Regions from separate parts of the Homo sapiens genome. Here region 2 is linked to region 1. Evidence: chromatin loops called from intact Hi-C (ENCODE). Cell type or tissue: HCT116. All regions are shown on one strand. Each heading gives the region's core, and the rest is flanking DNA. Links, peaks and the distances in the headings are about the cores only. Region 1 overlaps LOC124901432 (a long non-coding RNA gene). Region 2 overlaps LOC102723831 (a long non-coding RNA gene).

Region 1 (2,916 bases), core at 206-2,705:
AGTATATTGCTTGAATATATTACTTTGGTCCCTCTGTTTTTCTTTTCTGACTGACTTAACCCTTAGCATAAGCCAAAATCACTGAGCAAATTATATCCCTGGTTCTCTAGAAAACTTGATTGATAGTTGAACTATGATTCAAGAGTTCTAAATATTGATGGGAGGAGAAGGCAGAAAGTCGCAGGCATCTCTAAGAATCTGATGAAAATTCACAGCTAGTATGGCACTCTCAGGTGAGATTTTTGTCTCATTAAATGGGAAATAGCTTTGGGGTACTGGCTTGAGTCACCAGGGTCATATGAATCAGCTGTAAATTGTCACCTGGATTAGGTCAGAGGGGTCATAGGTATCCCTGGCCCTTGAAATAAGGGCTCTGTCTGACTTAGGGCAGTCACCCATCTCTTTGAACTTCAGTTTCTCAAAATGAGAATGACAATGATGAAAACTGCCCTCTGGAAGCAGTGTCCTGAGGTGCTAGCCATCCGTTTGGAAATCAGTATTCCCTTGTGTGCACAATCAAAACAAGTGTAACCTGTCTGTTCCACTGACTCTTCAGAGGTTGCTTTTACCACTAGGACTTGTAGTTTAGTTTACCGTTGAATTGCTTTATTTAAACTCTAATCTAGTTATATAAACACACTTCAGCACAATTTATAGGCTTGCGATTCTTTCTATCATGGCTGGCTCTTTTTTTTCTTCCTGAAACAAACTCTTGAGTCTAGACTTTGTCAGGTTGATACATGAGTTTGGGGACTGTTTATACGGAAACCATATACACATTCCAGAAACCTGCCTTGTTACTGATCTGCAATAAAGATGATAAGCCTTTGACTCATAAAAAGACACCCACGATATCCTTTGAAGTGCAAACCCTGATCTACTACTGAAAAGGGGCACAAAGAGATTCCTCAAAACTGGCCTTGTTGCTTTAAGAAGAGGTGACTATTAACGAGAGAGCAACTCTATGGGCGAGAACTTTCTCATGATACAAACTGTTAGCAATGCAAGGGGCTGGGGAATCTGTAAATAGTGATTTTCCTCCTGGGGGAAGTTCTTAAGCAAGACTGATTGACCATCCTCAAGAAACAGTATGAAAGGGATTCAATCAATCAGTGGCAAAGAAGATGGATTTGTAGGTACCTTTCAATTCAAATATCCTGTCTTCGATTTCTCTAATAAGCCTAGGAAGACAGGATTGTGCTAATGACTCAGTCCTAAACAATAGATCCTTGTAAACAGTGGATGTGGCCACCCTACCATTGGTGACGTAGGGCAAGTGGTGGGGGTATATGTGTGGTAATCCACTGGGTGTTTTAGGCCAAGTGTGTAGTCCAAAGAACACATTTCTAAACTTTTAAAACACAGACAAATTATACTCAATAAATCAATGTTCAGTGACTGTTTCTTGCCAGTGCAGAAAAAAACAAACATAGAAATGGCCAAAGTTTACTTTGCCAATCTGTCGTAGACTACAGACTATTAGGAGGGGGATCTCAGTAAAGGTCAGGCCTAAAGCAATGAGGAGAGAAGGGGAGCTCTTGGTCCTTCAGAGAGGACCGATGTCACAGAGTGATGACAGTCAGACTAGTACCAATGCGCATGAGAAGCAAATCAGTTCCTGAAGCTCGGTGCTATATATTCATCACAAATAAACCTGAAATGCATTACCTGGTCTCTTCTGAATCTCATATGGATCAGTATCTAAAGAGCAATAAAGTTCAGGAGCTGTATCTTCTAATACAAATGACTATATGACTATAGATATAGTTATAGATAGACATAGATATAGATCTAAGGATATATGTATGTATATTATTTTGGCCAACAATTTCTTCTCTTTCAACTACCAGAAAGTAAAAATACAGAGATGAAACAGTAGTGCTTTTGTTACTTCTTTCTGGGTTTTTTTGTTGTTATCATTTTTCTTTTCTTTTGTTTTTTTGAGACAGGGTCTCACTTTGTCACCCAGGCCAGAGTGCAGTGGCATGATCACGACTCACTGCAGCCTTGACCTCCCTGGGCTCAAGCAATCCTCCCACCTCAGCCTCCTGAGTAGCTGGGACTACAGGTGTACGCCACCATGCCCAGCTGATTTTTGTATTGTTTTTGTAGAGACAAGGCCTTGCCATGTTGCCCACGCTGGTCTTGAATTCCTGGACTCAAGCAATCCACCTGCCTTGGCCTCCCAAAATGCTGGGATTACAGGTGTCAGCCACTGCTCCTAGCCTTCTTACTACCTCCTGTGTACTGATGACTCACATCCTACTGTGGAATAGATATACTGCTTTTGCCTTCCTAGCATTGAATCCTCTTTGTCTAGAAATGACACCTTAGTTTTCCTTTGGGGAACCTCATCACTCTACGCTTGAGTGATTCTGGTGGGACAAACGCCATCGCTGGCTCCGGATATGAGCTAGTAACCTAGGTATGCTGATATGGTTTGGCTGTGTCCCCACCCAAATCTCATCCTGAATTGCAATCCCCTTAATCCCCATATGTTGAGGAAAGGACCTGGTGGGAGGTGAGTGGATCATGGGGGCAGTTTCCTCATGCTGTTCTCATCAGACTGGGTGAGTTCTCATGAAATCTAATAGTTTTATAACCATCTGGCATTTCCCCTGCTTGCTCCTCTCTCTCGCTTGCTGCCATGTAAGATGTGCCTGCTTCCCCTTCTGCCATGATTGTAAGTTTCCTGAGGTGTCCCCAGCCATGCCAAACTGAGTCAATTAAATCTCTCTTCTTTATAAATTACCCAGTCTCAGGCATTTCTTGATAGCAGTGTGAAAATGAACTAATACAGTAAATTGGTACCAGGCATAGGGTACTGTATAAAGATACTTGAAAATGTGGAAGCAACTTTGGAACTGGGTAACAGGCAGAGGGTGGAATAGTTTGGAGGGCTCAGAAGAAGAAGGA
Region 2 (2,916 bases), core at 314-2,813, 82 kb after region 1:
GGAGGCTGAATTCGGAGGATCGCTTGAGCCCAGGAGTTTGAGTCCAGCCTGGGCAACATAGCGAGACCTTGTTTCAAAAGAAGAAAAATAGAAGTAGATAAGTTTCACTGTCCCAGGATCTACCATCAAACCTCTAGACAATGTAGGGTCTTACCCTGATTTCATTCACATCAGAATCATCGGGGGAGTTGTTTTTTGTTTTTTGGCTTTTTTTTTTTTTTTTTGGAGTTTCACTCTTGTGGCCCAGGCTGGAGGGCAGTGGTGCGATCTCAGCTCATTGCAACCTCTGCCTCCCAGGTTCAAGTGATTCTCCTGCCTCAGCCGCCCAAGTAGCTGGGATTACAGGTGCCTGCCACCACGCCTGGCTAATTTTTTGTATTTTTTTTAGTAGAGGTGGGGTTTTGCCATGTTGGGCAGGCTGGTCTTGAACTCCTGACCTCAGATGATCTGCTCGCCTTGGTCTCTCAAAGTGTTGGGATTACAGGCGTGAGCCACCATGCCCTGATTTTTGGCTTTCATCATAGTACCTCACATCCAGAGCGTCTATGATTTCGGCCTGTGGTCTCTCCATGAAGGGGTCAGGAGTGAGAAGGGGGCCCTGAAATTGATTGACTGCATGCACTCTGCCAGGCACTGTCTGTGTCAGGCATTCTTCACACACATCATTCTGTCTGTTCATTCTCACAGTAATCCCATCAAGAAGATGTTAACAGCCCCATTTTAGAAAGGAAGAACCAGGTTTCAGCAGTCCTGCCCAAGCTTCCACAGTCATAAGGTAGAGCTAGGATTAGAACAGTAACAAAATAAATTAGCATACTCTTGAAGGAAAAGAAAAAAAATGGCAACAGCTAATGTTTCTCTCCTGGGCTTAATGCCTTGCATCTTTTATCTCATGGAATCCTTTCAACAATCTTTTGTACATTGGCTTTTTTTTTTTTTTTTGAGATGGAGCCTCGCTCTGTCACCCAGGCTGGAGTGCAGTGGTGTGATCTCGGCTCCCTGCAACCTCCACCTCCCAGGTTCAAGCAATCCTCCTGCCTCAGCCTTTCAAGTAGCTGGAACCACAGACGCCTGCCACCATGCCTGGCTAATTTTTTTGTATTTTTAGTAGAGACGGGGTTTTGTCATATTGGCCAGGCTGGTCTCGAACTCCTGAACTCCTGACCCATCTGCCTCAGACTTCCAAAGTGCTGGGATTACAGGCATGAGCCACCGCGCCCGGCCTAGATTGTCTTTTATATCCCCACTTCACACATGATAAAACAGAAATGAAAGTGTAGAGACATTAAGCAATCCATCCAAGGTCACACAGCAGTAGAGTCGGATCTGTCTGGCAGTAAAGGCTGTGATCTTGGCCACAGTATGACACACTCTCATCCTTCCCTTCACAAAGTCCACACCCATTGTATATGTGCCACCCCTGTGACTCAGGTGCTCCTGTCACTTGCAATTTCTCTCTTTACGTTTCAATTAATCTTTTTTTGTTTGTTTTTTGTTTTGAGACAAAGTCTTGCTCTGTCACCCAGACTGGAGTGCAGTGGCGTGATCCCGGCTCACTGCAACCTCCGCCTCTGGGTTCAAGTCATTCTCCTGCCTCAGCCTTCCCAGTAGCTGGGACTATAGACGCATGTCACCATGCCCCGCTAATTTTTGTATTTTTTGTAGAGACAGGGTTTTGCCATGTTGTCTAGGCTGGTCTCAAACTCCTGACCTCAAGTGATCCACCCACCTGGGCCTCCCAAAGTGCTGGGATTACAGGCATGGGCCACCATGCCCAGCCCTTTCAACTAATTTTATGAGACATACCCAACCTGACAAGGAAGATCCAGGCAAGCCTCACTGATGCGCATTGCTCATCTCTAACACAACCCAGCCAAAGTCACTGATGGAGAGAGAATCTCTTCCATAAATTAGAGCACAAAGTTGTTGAATCATAGTTAATTTATCCAAGAATAAACATTTCTGTTGGTTTCTGAACATTTGATTTAGAAATTACACAGACTTAAAGGAAGCATTTATAGTCACTGCAATGACACAGTGAATGTCAGATGCAGGTCCTAGTTATTAAGCACATTTGAAAGAAAGAAAGCTTTATCCAGTTTGAATTCAAGAGGCTTTACAAAAAAATGCATAGCTAAGATAATCAGTAAAAAGAGGAGTTAGGATTTTTGAATACAAGGCAAGCCAGTTTCAACCTCATTTTATCCTCTGCCTGTCCTCCCATTCATCTTGATAATGCTTTGCCAAGTCACTGCAAGCTTTTGCTTGAATTAACTAGCCATATTTTATTATGTCCAGAACACACACTAACAGAGACTGCAGAACAAAGGGTAAAAATCAAGGATAAAGGGAGGAAGGACAGCTCTGTATTACAGGTAGAAGAGTCTCTTCACTTCTACTGCAGATTGAGTCGGGAGAAACTGTGACTAAGAATAGCTACACGGCCGGGATTGGTCATACGAGCCCACAGGCACTAGCAGCTGAGGTGGCTGCTGTCTGTTTAAATTGCTTTCCGGTGGCAAACACTTAATTGTAATCGAGACAGAGTTCAGGTTTATTTTCTGCTCGTTCCCTGCATCCTGCTCTTGTTCTCGATAAGCTTTTCCCCTGCCCTGGCGCCCACTGCACCCTCCATTTCCCAAGGAGCCCAGCTAGCCCCGACAATGTGATTAAGTGTTCTCTGTAGACGTGAGTCCTTGCTTCTGCTGGGTGCCTCTCTGTGTCAGCAGCAAATCAGCCTGCAGACCAGGGGTAGTGTTTCTGGAGGATCAGGTGAGAATGCCTGGACTCTGCACAGTTGGAAGCTGTTCATGAGATAATGGTACCTCTTGTTTTCATGTGCAGCTTTATATCAACAGTCCCTCGGTTTCTCCCATTGGAAATCAGCTACAGATATGAGCCGTGTAAGAATATAAG

Evidence for each region. Hi-C counts contacts between places; a loop is a spot of excess contacts. Peaks named below come from ENCODE experiments on the same cell type or tissue, not always from the same donor. Only the 100,000 strongest peaks of a DNase experiment are listed, where the experiment ranks them.
Region 2: it touches region 1 in a loop (2.7-fold over the local background); 4 of 110 quality-filtered maps call a loop at or near these places.

The regions. Positions count from the first base shown.
Region 1 is chr6:151,124,981-151,127,896 of GRCh38, forward strand. The region is part of intron 3 of LOC124901432 (a long non-coding RNA gene); the gene reads right to left. Among named protein-coding and RNA genes, the nearest start is that of MIR12131, 24 kb to the left of the region's middle. In HCT116, for the core only: no CTCF peak of the experiment used is centred there; DNase peaks (open chromatin) are centred at 761, 981, 1,251 and 2,335; H3K4me3 peaks cover 1,199 bases; H3K27ac peaks cover 2,500 bases.
Region 2 is chr6:151,207,058-151,209,973 of GRCh38, forward strand. All of the region lies in intron 1 of LOC102723831 (a long non-coding RNA gene), which reads right to left. Among named protein-coding and RNA genes, the nearest start is that of AKAP12, 31 kb to the right of the region's middle. RefSeq lists an enhancer at 1,019-1,518. In HCT116, for the core only: no CTCF peak of the experiment used is centred there; DNase peaks (open chromatin) are centred at 1,364 and 2,464; H3K4me3 peaks cover 1,820 bases; H3K27ac peaks cover 1,568 bases.